Linked DNA regions of Mus musculus: region 2 is linked to region 1. Evidence: chromatin loops called from intact Hi-C (ENCODE). Cell type or tissue: gastrocnemius. All regions are shown on one strand. Each heading gives the region's core, and the rest is flanking DNA. Links, peaks and the distances in the headings are about the cores only.

Region 1 (7,485 bases), core at 1,650-6,649:
ATCATTTACAAAATAAATATATCTTAAAAAAAAAAAGAGTAGAGAACCACTCAAACCATGCCTGTATGTAAACAATTCCTTCCTTTAGAGCTCAGGCTATAACCTGGGACCTTTGTAGTGTTCTGCTTTCAATCTTGATGCTATATCTCTCTATATTCTGTGTTATTCCTTCCCTCAGAATAAAGCTGTTTTCAATTCTTTAGATAAGAGGCCAGGAACCTAAATCTTTCTAGCCCAGACCCCAATAGTAACATAGATTGGGTTAGACTAGCTAGCCAGCAAGCCCCACCTGTATCTGGCCCCTAGCTCTAGGACACGCACCATCACATACTGCTTTTACTTGGGCGTTAGGGATCTAAATTCAGCCCTCCATATGGTTGACACGAGAGACTTGGGAGTCTTAGGAGCTGGAAGCAGGAAGATGGCTCAGTGTTCAAGGCTAGCCTAGGATAGAGTGAGGACACCTCTCCATTAAAAAAAAGGAAACACCTAAAAAGACTAAAAAATCTTCCAGTATCTCTCAGCAAGCTGGAAGAATTAGATCCCATTACCCTCTCCTCTTTGCCATATCATCTTATAAAGTGAGTTAACAGCCAGGCATGGCGGTACACACCTGTAATGCCAGGGATAGTGAGTTACAGACCATCTAGGGCTACACAGCAAGACTCGGTCTCTAAATAAATAGTGCTAAAATAATAAGGGTGAACTGTGATGGCATTACGCTGTGAAAGATTTTGGCCTTTTCTTGGAGGCCCAGCATTGCTTCATACATCACCTGGTTGCTATGAGAACAAAGTTAAGCCCCCAGCCCACAGGAACAAGGTCCGGATGCCCTTTGGCTGACATGTAATCTTACTGTTAATGTTTGAATGACCCAATCCCATACCTTTGTTAAAATTCCTCGCATCCCTATCCCTTTTTCTTTTACAAAAACCCCTAGCTCTGGAGACTCGGGGTCGACTCCCCTGCCTCCTGTGTGAGGTACGTGTCGGCCCAGAGCTCTGCCAATAAAGCCTCGTGTGTATTGCAACAAGAAGGATTCTTGTGTGTTCGTGGGTGCACCCTATCCCTGGACTAGAGTAGGAGTCCCCATATCGGGGGTCCTACAGAAGAACTGTATTAAAGGGTCGCAGCCTTAGGAACACTTGTTCTAGAGGTAGTGTCACTGGAAGAAAAAAAAAGTGGAGCGCTGTTCCATCTCCCACAAACCGTCCTGGGATAACCCGCAGGCACTCAAAACAGAGTGCTCAGTCACTCAGTGCACCAGCCACTCAGTCCCTCACACTCGAAGAACCCACGGGAGTATGGTCACAGTCCTCAGCTGGCTCACTCACGCCCGCATAACCAGGACCACCACCTCACAGCAGAATTCTGTCGCCACCTTGATGACGCCATCGCCGCCCCCACGTACCTTAGTGACTATGCCCGAAGCTACCAAGTGGTTTAGCAGTAACCCAGCTGCAGTCTGCGAGGACGCTGGGTCCCACGGGTTGGCGGCCGCCATGGCTTCCGCACACCTCTGGAACTGGCGCGAGGAGTGAGGGGCAACACCGCGAACAGGCGCGCGGTTTGATGATGTCACAGGGCGTTCCTGCCCGGGCGGAAGCCCTGGGAGCGCGTCTCAGGCGAGCGCGGGTCCCCGGTGTTCCCTGGCGGAGTCTTCTTTGCACTGAGCGGTAGGAGGCGAGTCTCAAGCTCCCTGTTCCGGCAGCAGCTATCGGAGGCTCCCTGGCCCTTAGCTCTGCTGCCAAAGCATCAGGACCTTGTGGTAGCGCTGCCTGCTCGCCTGTTTTCTCCTTGCCACTCTTGGGCTGGCCCCAGGGAAGTAGGGATAGGCAGAAGGTGACAATTGGGACAGGAGACCCAAACGGGAGATTTAGCGACGACTGTATGTCTAGACTAGGCGGTGACAGCTATGCTTCTTTTCCTGCAGGGAACTGAGCCGTGGCGCTAGGATGGGTAACAGTGCTCTCCGTGCTCATGTGGAAACAGCGCAGAAAACTGGTGTCTTTCAGCTTAAAGACCGTGGTCTGACCGAGGTGAGACCTGAGGGGACCGGACCAAGAAACTAAAAGGGCTAGGGTTGGCGGGGTGGCGAAGACTATTGGTGCAGGATTTTTCCAAACTGTGAGCTCCTTTCTCCAGTTCCCCTCAGAGTTGCAGAAGCTGACAAGCAATCTTAGGACCATCGATTTATCCAACAACAAGATTGACAGCCTACCGCCTCTGATAATAGGAAAGTTCACTCTGCTAAAGAGCCTCTCCCTCAACAACAACAAACTGAGTATGGAATTTGTGTCTGGGCAGCTTTTGCTAGTAATCAGCAGTTATGAAGGGTGTTTTTCCTGTTAGATGATTTTTGTTATGAAATCATTTTAGGGGATGCAGAATGTTAGAGTATTGAAGCTTTAATCTCTTGTAATTAAATATAAAAGCCTCTTTGGGTGGTATAATGATTATTACTAGGTTAATTTGGACCTGGAAGACCTTTGGGAATCGATATAAACAGTTATCTAATTTCGGGGCAGGGTGGAATGGGAGGATCTTTTAAACTCCCTCAGATCGTTTTTAGAATACAGCTAAGCAAAAGGAACCCCTTACACACATACACAATTTTCTGCATTTTGATGGCTTCTTAACCTCCCAAACAGTTTGTGAAACCTAAACATGACCTGTGAGAATTCTATGTAAGAAGCCAGACCTGGTGACTTAGACCTACAGTAGCCCCAGCTACTCAGAGGTTGAGGCAGAAAGATCTTAATTTCAAGGCTATCCTAGACAACTTAATGAGATCCTGTCTCAAAAACAAGATGAAGCAGGCTACCATACTGTCTTTTTATAAATGTCATTAATTCTATCGGATTTGTTTTTTAATTTCTTCTTCACCAGCTGTTCTACCTGATGAATTATGCAATCTGAAAAAACTAGAGACACTAAGTCTCAACAACAATCACCTGAGAGAGCTACCATCTACCTTTGGGCAGTTGTCTGCCCTGAAGACGCTGAGCCTCTCTGGGAATCAGCTGGGAGCATTACCCCCCCAGCTTTGTTGCCTGAGACATCTAGATGTAGTAGATCTCTCTAAAAACCAGATTCGGAGTATACCTGACACAGTTGGGGAGCTGCAGGCCATCGAACTCAATCTCAACCAGAACCAGGTCCATACTTTGTGTTGTTTTGCCCCTCTCCCCAGTGTATGTTTGCATTTATGGTCTTCTGATTTCTTGTTCCTTAAACGATAATCATGGAGTTGGAAATTAGAAGCTAAAAGATATATAAGGTGAACTTACTCCAATGCCCAGAATCATGGAGTGGGTTGATAGTGGCTGTGTAATTGTGTTGAAAGTGTTTTGAGGAAGGAGTAACAGGGTGAGATAATTACACACACACACACACAAAATTAAACCTATCGAAGGTTTTACAGATATTTTCTTTTCACACCCATTATTTAGTGAGGAGCCGTGTCAGGGGTGATATAGTGTAGGAATGAGACCTGTACCCATAGGATCTGAGAGTCAGACGTTAGAAATTGTTGAGAAATCCATGTGATAGCTGTTCTGGAGCTACGTTATAATTGGACGACTTTACATGTGAAATGTTTTGAAGCTCCTTGGTTAACATTAGTATGGAGATGGTGCTCTGCTTCAGATATGAGGCACAGTGATGAAACATTTGAGATTCGGTAGCCTTGAGTTTTTAGCATTTATGTATATGTACATTATGCATGTATATTAGCTACTATGTTCATGTTATTACTGTGCTAAATTGTAGTTAGCATAATATTCAGCCTTTGAGGTTGGTTTTGTCTTTTTCCTGAGATTTCTAGGAAAGAACTGTCATTGGTATTCGTTGAATAATTCCACATTCCCTACTACTAGACCAGTTTCTCAGACCTTACTTGGATAACCTGGGGACCTTAAGGTCACCTAAGTGTTTGATTCAGTACGTGAGAAGTCTAAGAATCTGCAGAATCTGCATTTTCTGTAAGTTCCTAGGTGATGGTTTGAGATGCAGGTAGTCAACAGAATTTAGTGACCAGAATTTAGTTTTAGTGAAAACTGTAGATACACAGCTGTATTCGAGATTAGTACACAGGACTGTTGATACAGATTTTGAAGTCACAAGTGAAATGGTTTTAAGAATGATTGTTTTCTAGAAGGTTCTAAATGTTAAATAGGAAGCATTAGGAATTTATTTCTGCTTGAATATAATTATAAAGAAATAAAAAGGGTGGTGGTGATGCATGCCTTTCATCCCAACACTCAGGAGGCAGAGGCAGGGAGATCTCTTAAGTTAGAGGCAAACTTGGTTTACAGAGCAAGTTCAAGGCCAGTGCTTCAGAGAAATTCTGTCTCAAAAAAACAAAAAGAAAGCAAACAACAAAAAATGACACCCCCAAAAAATTTTCAGGAAAAATTCAGAAGTCATGCACTAGAGGGAGCCTCAAGAAATGGGTAGTCCAGGCAGATGCTGCAGTGTGGGAAGCATGACTTTGGCTTCAGCAGAGTGGTAGGTATCAAGATGTTCATGTGGTTGTTTCTGAGTGGCAGCTTGCTGGTAAGCTTTTCCCTTAAACTTACATTATTTCCTACAATAAATACACAGTGCTTTTATTATTGGTTTTTATTTCTGAAAAGCTACTGGTAACCTTCAAATAATTTGGAAGTGGAGGAGTAACAGAAGGTATGTTACAGGCTTCTGTGCGAGTAGGTAGTGAGAAAACGGAGGCGGTAAAAGAAAAACTAGGACACAGTCAAGAGCTGTTTCAGTGTAGTAACGTGGCCATTATGCTCTCTGTCCTCTTACTGTTTGGTTGTTGACAGATCTCTCAGCTCTCTGTGAAGATATCCTGCTGTCCTCGCCTCAAGGTCCTCCGGCTGGAAGAGAACTGCCTTGAGCTCAGCATGCTTCCACAGAGCATCCTCAGTGACTCCCAAATCTGCCTGCTTGCTGTGGAAGGCAATCTCTTTGAAATAAAGAAACTTCGAGAACTAGAGGGTTATGATAAGGTGTGTATTAACATCTTTTACATTTTTAGTGCCTGCTCCAGAGAAAAAACTAATGAGATTAAACTTAAGTGATGTCTACAGTTAGCATTTGACAAGTTTGTTTTGGAGGTAGCTCTAAGACTTGGCCAGACTGTATTGTGCCAAGTGACTTTCTCCACATATTGATTATCGCACTGCATCTTTTGATGTTTCCTAGCCAAAAAAAAGAGGCAAAAATTAATGAATTTAAGTAGATTTTGCCAGGTTTGGAGCAGGGTTTTAATCCTAGCACTTGGGAGGCAGAGGCAGGCAGATCTGAGTCCAAGGCCAGCCCAGGGCTACATAGTGAGATTCTGCCTTGAAAAGGAGTTAGTTTTGTATGAAATTAATCAAGTCAAATTAAAAAGAAAAAAAAAACATAAAAACGTAAGTCAAAAAGTATCCCTGGGGGAGGGGGGGCTGGAGAAATGGCTCAGGAGTTAAGAGCACTGACTGTTCTTTCAGAGGACCAGGATTCAATTCCTAGCCCCCACATGGCAGCTCCCAACTATCCATAACTCCTGTTGCAGGGGATCCAACACCCTCACACAGATATAGATGCAGTCAAAACACCAAACTACGTAAAATAAAAATAAATCATTGAAAAAAAAAGGATTCTTATATTTGTCTACACCAAATGCCATATGTATAATTTTCTTTCATGTTTTTAGTACATGGAGAGGTTCACAGCCACCAAGAAGAAATTTGCATGATATTCTCCAGGATCATGGGACAGACTTGGAACCTCTGTTGAAATCTGACTGAGTCAAAGGCTCCTGATGTTGGATACACTGCAGAGAACATTTTACTTAATGACTTTTTCCTTTTTAGGACTATGTCAGATAAGCTGAAGGAAAGGGATTTAGGAGTAGGAGACAGGAAGAACCCTTCATCTTGAGCCGTGTAGGTCATGGCCAGTGTTGATCTTCAAAACTATCATTAGTTGGGCTCTAAGGAACCTGCTGTTCATGAAGGGAGGAAATGCTGCTTGCCATAGCTGGAGACTTTGAGTTTGCGAACTGTCAGCTTTCATAAAGTCTTTCCCATCACCTCTGTGTTAATACTTCATATTTTTTATGAAATTCTAATTTGTGGGAAACGTATGACTAAGGATGAATGTGTTTGTTCCTGTACACTAACTCAATAGCAGTGTTTACACTTGGAACTTAGGATGTACCTAAATATGTAGCTGTCTTGAAGAGACCTTTGTCAAAGGAGCACCAACACAACAGCCACCGAGAATGTTCCCCAAGGCTGCAGTAGCAAATTTTTTTTTTTTTACTATTGCAGGTGCCTTATTGGTAGAAGGCTCTGAAAGAGCTAAAACTATATGCAAAAATTATACAAAATTTTTGTTTTTAGACAGGTTTTTGCTATGTAGCCCAGGCTGGCCTCAGACTCAAAATCTCCCAACCTCACACCTCTCCCCTCCCCCACATGCTGGGATTGTAGGCATGCGCTACACTCAGCCTACTTGTAGGATTTTAAATTAATTTTAATAATCAAGATTTTCCTGAAGCTTTGTTAAAAATCATGTGCTATTTCTGGTAACTCCTCCCCCTTTTGTATTTATAACTGTACTAATCAGATTACCTTCAAGAAAACCATTGCTACAATATTTTAAAATAACTTATGTTTATCATAGTTACTCTCTGAATGAGAGAATATTCTAAATAAAATATTTTTAATGAACTTTGTCTGGAAGTAATGTTAATCAATTAAAGAACTTTTAACCTAACCTCCATGGAGATCCCAACACCCTCTCTCTTTGCTCTCTGAAAGTAAACTGGGTACCATTAAAAAAAAAAAAAAAAGAAGCCTGTCTCAAAAAAGCCAAAAAGAAAGACAGGAAAGAGAAAATTGGGATATATTTCACACTCTTGTTTGGTTTTATGGCAATGAACACCTTTGCAGCCATGCAGACATTTCTGAGGAACTGGGAATTGTGCTTAAGAGAATGTGAAGGTACAGAGACAGGATTTCAGATTGTTACTGGTAAGAACGTCGTGAAGCTATCATAGAGATTGTTTTCTGAAGTCTTCTGTCTGAACAGTGCCTTTCACTAACAAATCTGAAACTATAAATAACTTACATGTGTCTGTAAGAATCAGCAAGTAGCACCTTTTTCTTTAGTCTCAGTTGTATGTCCAACCATACCAAATTATACTGCTCCAGAATGCCTTCCTGTTAGTAAGTCAAGACATGCCATCTCACTTACATGGTGCTGACCCGTATCTAAGCTCCTTCCCTTAATCTAATCCGAATTAGCTGCTCCCCCATTTGCTGATAGAATACTTTCCACATCCTATATTTATCTCTCTTGCTAATCTGAAGTGCTTGAGGTTAAAAAACCATATAAAGGGACTGGAGAGAGAACTCAGAGATAAAAAGTACTCGTCCTTACAGAGGACCAGATTCAGTTCCTCCACCTCCATGGAGGTCCCAACACCCTCTTCTG
Region 2 (7,485 bases), core at 1,482-6,481, 120 kb after region 1:
TGTTCCTGTCTCAGTTCATATGATCTTGGTACCCTGAGAGAGGGTCAGAGAGATCATCCAGACTGCAGCACAGAGTCCAAGGACTGAGGTGATGTCAAAACTCAGCGACTACAGAACTTTCTAAGGGCAAAGATCCATAGCCAGCGATGTGGTTGGCTTGTGGGGCACGCTTGTGCTGAGCAGTCTGGACAAGAGAGGCCAATCAGTGGGGCCTCTGGTCTATTGCTACCAGAATTCTAATGTTTGGAGTGTCATGGCTCATTCTTTTTCTTGGAAAGCACCCCACCTTCAGGGACACATTCCCACCGAAAAACTGTCAATTTTAAAGTTAACCATCATCCATGTTCTTTGTTTTTAGAAGCAGGACCTCACTAATCAAATCAGGTTGGATTCAACTTTTCAATTGCTGGAACTACTGGTAGTTTCTTTTAAAAATTTTTGTTTATTTAGTGTGGGGAGGAAGTGCATGCAGAAGTCAGACAACAGGTTTCGGGAGTCCATTGTCTTTCTACCATGTGGATTCCAGATCAAACTTAGGTCCTCAGGTTTAGTAACAAGTGTCATTACCAGCGAGCCATCTCACCAATGTGGCTCTTGCTTTTACAGCATCCACCCCATCTCAGGAGGAAGCTGTGTGTTGTTGTTAGCTGAGTGAAGGGCCTCCCTGGAATCACACTTACGTCAATGGAGCAGCCCATGAGGGAGCCTCTCTCGATAGCTTTCCTCATAATCTTGTACATGTCACTCGGAGCATCCTTGATCTCAAAAAACTCTGTCACCCCTCCTGTGAAGTCCTCCATGGCTTCTGTGGTATTCCCACCTTTCAGAGCTTCATAGGAGCCATGGAGCCTTGGAGAGAGGACAAAAGGCAGTCTGGAGTCTAGGAGTTCCAGGAAGTATGACAAGCTGAGTTAACTCTAGGCCAGAGAGGGCCAGAAGCATTGTCATGACGGTCCCCATTTCCCACAGCCCTCTTCCACTATCTGCTAAATCTAGTGGCGGAGGTGGAGGGCTAAGGTAAGAGACAACCTGGTCTTATGAATGTGCTACAAGTATATGGTTTTAAGCAAGTAAGATCCTAGGAGCTGAACTCCAGAGAAGCAATGAGCTGATGAAGAAGACTTGAAACACCATGATGAAGGCAGGATCAAAGAGCTGACTGTAGGAAGCTGAAGACTTACTGCACACATCTTTATATCTTTTTGCTTTTATGTTTTTCAGATAGGGCTCCTACTGCCCAGTCCTGATCTCAAGCTGACTCGGGCTCTTTACTGGACTCCCACAATCCACATGAGCATGCATTCACATGCCTAGCCCCATGTGAAGGAGACTTTGGCTGAATCTTGAAATCCATATCCCCCACCCCTGTAGTCCTAAATGTTTCCCATCCTAAATGTTGCCTTACTTGGCATAAGCCTTCTCAAGGAGAGCACTCCAGAACTCATTGCGGTGGTTGGATTTGGTGAAAACCAGCTGATTGTTGTATGTTGGCAGACAGTCGTCAATGACCACATCTACCCAGTCTCCATAGCGCCAGAACTGCAAGAAGAAAGAAGCCCAGTCACCCCTGTGCACTCCCTTACCTGATCCCACATCCTATAGGACTCTGAGCCAAAACCCTACCATTTCCTGGGCTTTGCATCCTGAAGCTTGTTCATTCTAGTCTGGCTTTTGAGTGTGTAAATCTATCTCTAACTAGGCCATGAACTTCTGCAAAACAGGAAACTGCATATCCCTTAGTGTCTGTCAAAAGCCCAGCCCAGTTCTAGACATAGTAGGTCCTCTGAATATCTTAGGGTTTGAGACTTTTCTCCCTTGCCCATAGGTCTGGGACAGACCTAGTTTAAATACATTCGTGTATCCCAAGTGATTCCAGTGCCCGCCCAGGATTGAGAACTCATGATTAAGGAAAGCTGTAGGGCTAACTAAAGTATTTCTCTTTATCCCATTTTCTTCTTTCCTCCCCTCCCCTCCTCCCTTCCTTTCTATTGTGTTTGAGGCACACAGGTCAGCAGGCAGTATGCCTTCCTCCCTCCCTTCCCATGGCACATCGTCAAGGATGAGAAGTCAGGGGTCACAGATAAACAACTTGTTTTTACTAGGTACCCAGGCTAGCCTCGAACTTATCTTGATCTTCCTGTCTCTGCCTCCTGAGTGCTGGCATTATAGGTCTGTGCCACCACACCCAACTGATTTATTTATTGATTGATGGCTAAAATGGAAAAGGGGAGTGCACTGGATATGCTGAGGTACCATAGGAGTGGGATGTCAGCTGATCAGTTTGAGTCATTCTCGACACTAGGAAGTTTCAGGGCCAGAGGCACGCTGCTCAGAACCACAGAAAGTTCCAGAGCCCCACATGCAGGTCTCAGATCTGTTCTGATCCAACCCAGAATTTGTCTCTGCATCAAGATGATCAGTGCCCAGAAAAATTCTAATGGATAAATTAATTCTAGAACCAATACTTTCAGGGCTGGGTCAAACCAGCCACTAAATGCCCAGAAGACCAGAATTTTCTGGTAAGACCTAGAAAGGTAAGTGATAGCAGTAGGAAGGTAAATAGACTCCTCTGTCAAGGGTACAGGGTCATGAGCCAGGGATCACAGAAAAAAAAAATCCAACACTTTCAGGCTGAGCATCTTAAGAACCTGTTTGAGGGGGGGGGGCTTCAGGCAATAACATAGCAGCCAGCCAGCTGGAGGACAAGAATAGGCACTCAAGCCAGCAGCCTGGATGACTTTCTCTCCCCCTTTCTGGGGCACAGTGGAAAGTATGTAAGTTGGAGGGCACAGATAAACACCTGCTTCTTTGCAAGCTTGTAGCTGTAAGTGGGTCATTGCCCACAGGTAGGTGTGTAGAACCTTTCCTGAGCCAGCTGGGAAGTCAAGGCCGGGAGACCCAGGGTGGCCAGACTGTGGCTGGGTGGTGCTATACTTGTCTGAAAATATCTCTTGACTCAGAAGAGACTGAACGTTTCCGGGACCTTGCAGCCAAGTTAATAATATGCCTTGAGATCATTTAGGGCTATGTACTTAGCCTGCTGGCCTCTCTGCACTCAGCCTGGGGAAGTTTAATGGGCCTTTCAGAGAACAGAGCAGCCAACCTCATTATGCTTTCGATTTCCCAAGTAATCAGCCTTTATAACCTAAGCTAAACACACAGCTTTAATCTCAAGTTATGTACTTTACTATTACCATGACCTAAGATTATGCACGCTGTGGTAATAATTTCCTGAAAACAGCCAAGAGGTTGGAAGCAACGGTACGCAACAACTACCCCATTTTGGAAGCCACACGTGGATGTAAGTTGATAATATGTCTGTGGGTTTGTGCTTTTGATTCTCTGGGTGATTTGAGGTCAATAAAGTGATTTCTTTCCTTGTAAAAATCTGTTCAAGATTTCTGCAAAGAATTTCTGTACTGTTCAATGAATACAAACCAAAGCCCTCTGTTAGGCACAGATTCAGACAGACAGACAGACAGACAGACACACACACACACATACAACTAGGCAACAGACATATGACACAGGCACAGATGAGAAAAAACACAGACATGACAGCAAACACATACATTCATTAGATACACAGGCAACAAGGACAGATGGGTCACACACACACACACACACACACACACACACACACACACACACACACACACAGAGAGAGACACAGACACCAGACAGACTACAGACAAGAGAAGGTCACCTCCTTACTACAGCACGGAACATTTTGGTGCCTTCTCTGAGGTTATCTTTAACTGAGGTATGGCTGCTGTCTCAACCACACCCCCATTTCCTCACCTGGAAGTGGAAGATCCCTGCGTAGTTTTCAGTGAAACTTTGATCATGGGGTATAACTCGGAAAAGCAGCCGCTCATTCAGGGTCAGGCAGGCGATGGCTGCAAGAAACCAGCAGTCCCCTGCAAGCAAAAACAGACCCAGGTAGTCAGATGGGGGCTTCCCCTCTCAGAAGAGCCCTGCCAGCCCCAGTAAGAAGCTCCCCATAGCTAATGACTCGGGATGCCCACTGCCCTGCTTCCTGCCTGCCCTCAAGTAGGTGTGAGCTCAAGCAAGGAGACTGTCAGGGACAGGAGCTCCTCAACGGCACGAGCAGCACGAGGACCGGGTAACTCATTCTCTCAAGACAGGCTTTCCTAAGTTAGGCAATGGATTCCTCCTTTAATAAAACACTTCCTGGTCATTCTCTCTCTCCATGTGCAGGGCAACCGCAACATGTTGGAACAATAAATTCCTCTTGCTTTTTACATTGTAAATAAATAAATAAATAAGTCACTTCCTTCTATGGTCTCAGTAGAGACAACAGTGGTAATTATGGCTGTCCTCTGTCTTTGTAGGGTGAGCCCATTTCCCCTTCTGGCATCACGGAAAACAGTATTAGAGAACCATCAGCTAAGCAGACGTGTGTCAGAAGGCAGGGGTGTTGGGCAGCTAGCTGCCACAGAACCATTCTACACAGGTCACTAAGGCTGCCAAAGGGACATGCCTGGTACCCTGACAATTCCATAGCTCTACTGGGGGCACAGGCTAGCTGCCACACTGCTGGTGGGAAGAGAGGCTTGTAACCACCCAAACCCCCTATCTCCCTGCCTTGACTCAGCTCAGAAGCAGTGTATTGGTTTGAGGGCTCAGGGATTAATTTGTCCACACCCTCCAGGCAGTGTCCCTCAGATGCCAGAAGCCACTGTACCTGAGGTGTTCTCAGCCTCCCTTTCTGGAACAAAGTGATAGGTATTTTTCAGTTGTTCCTGCTTTTTTTGGGTCAAGTTTTAAATAGTCCTTTAATGTTCTCTCCAGTTTCTCTTCACAGAGCTCTCCTACAGTCTGCCTAGGGAGGATGCTTCCAGAACAAAAGGTGGAGGAGAGGAAGGGACTCAGAACAGTCCAGACGACAAGGTGACAGAACCTTGTCCTCTCCTCTACATGGCAGACGCCGCCTCTGCCAAAAGACTTCCTTTAGTGTGGAGATGCCTGATCTGAGGACCTGAGACTGACCTCCAGATGCCACACGGAAGAAGGAAAAACCTGGCCCCCACAAGGTGTCCTTTGACCTTCACAGGTATAGGCCATGGTATGTGCACACAGACAGACAGACAGACAGACACACTCACTCACTAAATAAATAAATAAAAATTATTTTAAAATATTAGGAGATGCACTAAAAGAGAAACCAGAATTTATCCCTTCCCATCCTGAATAGAGATCTCTCAGGTTAACTAACCCTGGGTCACCTGGTAGGACATAGAGGATTTTTCCTACCTAGATCTCCTTGGCAGATGTCAGTCCTGTTGGCTCCACCAATGATAAACCGGGGATTCTCACAAATTTCCTGTGAAATCAAAACAGAAACAACCATTGTAACACCATTGTAGGAGTCCTGGCTGAGCTGATGGCCTACTGCACTGGGGGCCAAAGATTTACACTCACTGTCCCCCTCCCCGGCCTCCACAGCCATCCAAGAGGAGAGCCAGCGCTCTTCTTTTGAAACCAGAAAGCTGAAGCTCAGAAGTTGGTGTATTGGTGCACAGCTGTAATCCCAGCACTGGAGGAGCTGAGGCAGGAGCATGGCTAGTTCAAGGTCAGCCCGGGCTTCATTGGGAGACTCTGTCTCAAAATGAACAATAAACATCTGAGGGTCAGAGGAGGTAAGAGCCTCAAAGCTGTCCCCTCTTCTTTCCATACCACGTACTGGGTAGAATGTTCTTTGAGAGGGGGGACGGGCAAGAGGCTGCAGAACTTATGGCTTTGTTTTCTGTAAACTGGGGCACAGGATGGAAGAGGAGGAGGAGGAGGAGCAGGAGGAGGAGGAGGAGGAGGAGCAGGAGGAGGAGGAGGAGGAGGAGGAGGAGGAGGAGGAGGAGGAGGAGAACAATCTTCCCTTTTTAGAAATCCGGACACAGGCCTTGGCAGTTGCGGAAGCAGACTGTAAACCCCACGAGAGCCTCACCTCTTCCCCCCTCCCCAGTTGGAAGGGGCAAACACACCCACAGCAGCAATGGTGGCAGCTGCAGTTTCCAAGCCCATGGGCTAAGTCACGCCCATCAGCAGCCAACAGACAGCACTCTTGATTTCATTCAGTGTCTGCTTCGTTTTAAATTTTTTTGTTTTTGTTTTGTTTGTTTGTTTTTCGAGACAGGGTTTCTCTGTGTAGCCCTGGCTGTCCTGGAACTCACTCTGTAGACCAGGCTGGCCTTGAACTCAGAAATCCGCCTGCCTCTGCCTCCCGAGTGCTGGGATTAAAGGAGGCGTGCACCACCACACCCGGCAATTTTTTAAAAAACTTTTAAACTCATTAAAGATTCAGTGTTTTGATTTTTAATGTTGTTCTTCACAGCTTCAAGAAACCTTGTTATTCCTGTGAAGTGTTCTGTGCTAGCTAGTTTTATGTCAGCTTGACACAGTAAAGTTATCTGAAAGGAGGGAGCCTCAACTGAGAAAAATGCCTCCATAAGATGTGATTGTAGGGCATTTTCTAAATTAGTGATTGAGGGGGGAGGGCCCAGACCATCGTGGGTGGGGCCATCGCTGGGCTGATGATACTGGGTTCTATAAGAAAGCTGGCTGAGCAAGCCATGAAGAGCAAGCCAGTAAGCAGCACCCCTCCATGGCCTCTGCATCATCTCCTGCCTCCAGGTTCCTGCTCTGTTTGAGTTTCTGCCCTGAGTTCCCTCAGTGATGGGCCGTTCCTTACCTGGAAGTGTGACCTGAAATAAACACTTTGCTGCCCAAGTTGTCTTGGTCATGGTGTTTCATCACAGCAATAGAAACCCTAATTAGACATGTCCTCTGTCTTTCTGTCTCACTGTCTTTCTCCTTCCTCACAACTACACAATTCTCCCAAGTGAGCTGAGCTCTGCCCTCACACTCAAGGTTGTCTCCATCCTACTACATAGAAAGGCACATCCATATCATACCATAGCTCTCCTGGCAATGAATAGGCATAAGTCAGTATTGGTATAAAGGGCTACACAGAGACACACAGAGTACACAGACCTCTCATGCAGAATTATAAGACTTTCTGCACCCAAAGCAGTGCAACATATCAAAGTAGTCAATGTGAGCAGTGAGGAGGCATTTTACAGTCTGTGCCTGACCTCTGCGATCAGCCTCCTCAAAGCACATAAGCCCAGGGCTGGAGAGATGGCTCAGCCTTTGTTGAGCACCTGCCTTCCAATGGTCTGTAGCTCAGTTGGTCTGTAATGGTCAGTTATAAGGGCTCCAGTGCCATCCAGTGGCCACCATGAGCACTGCATGTGGTATACACATACTTAAATACTCAGCTACTTTAAAATAAATAAAAAATTATATATAAAAAAACCCAAACAAATCCATAAGTTCAGCCTACTCGGAAGAAAATTCGAGAGAGATGCCATGAGAGGTGTTTTACAAAATACCTGATTAGTGCTCTGTGAAAGTGCACAGCTCATTGGAAACCAGGAAAACTTGAGAGGGGAGGCTAAGGACACA

The links. A loop is a pair of places that touch in the nucleus more often than their neighbours do. Peaks named below come from ENCODE experiments on the same cell type or tissue, not always from the same donor. Only the 100,000 strongest peaks of a DNase experiment are listed, where the experiment ranks them.
Region 2: a loop joins it to region 1, with 2.9 times the contacts of the local background. A loop is called at or near these places in 13 of 42 quality-filtered maps.

What each region holds. Positions count from the first base shown.
Region 1 is chr2:120,603,472-120,610,956 of GRCm38, reverse strand. It overlaps Lrrc57 (leucine rich repeat containing 57), which reads left to right and starts at 1,599. Exons shown (of 6, transcript NM_001159612.1): 1 at 1,599-1,842; 2 at 1,934-2,039; 3 at 2,146-2,284; 4 at 2,890-3,158; 5 at 4,824-5,009; 6 at 5,699-6,719. The coding sequence starts at 1,956. The coding sequence ends at 5,740. Haus2 (HAUS augmin-like complex, subunit 2) reads right to left here and starts at 1,575. Exons shown (of 6, transcript NM_025475.3): 1 at 1,412-1,575. The coding sequence starts at 1,504. In gastrocnemius, for the core only: CTCF peaks have their summits at 1,669 and 4,422; no DNase peak of the experiment used is centred there; H3K4me3 peaks cover 1,050 bases; H3K27ac peaks cover 844 bases.
Region 2 is chr2:120,478,545-120,486,029 of GRCm38, reverse strand. It overlaps Capn3 (calpain 3), which reads right to left. Exons shown (of 24, transcript NM_007601.3): 2 at 5,278-5,347; 3 at 3,802-3,920; 4 at 1,406-1,539; 5 at 681-849. Among named protein-coding and RNA genes, the nearest start is that of 4931402G19Rik, 13 kb to the right of the region's middle. In gastrocnemius, for the core only: no CTCF peak of the experiment used is centred there; no DNase peak of the experiment used is centred there; H3K4me3 peaks cover 1,215 bases; H3K27ac peaks cover 3,867 bases.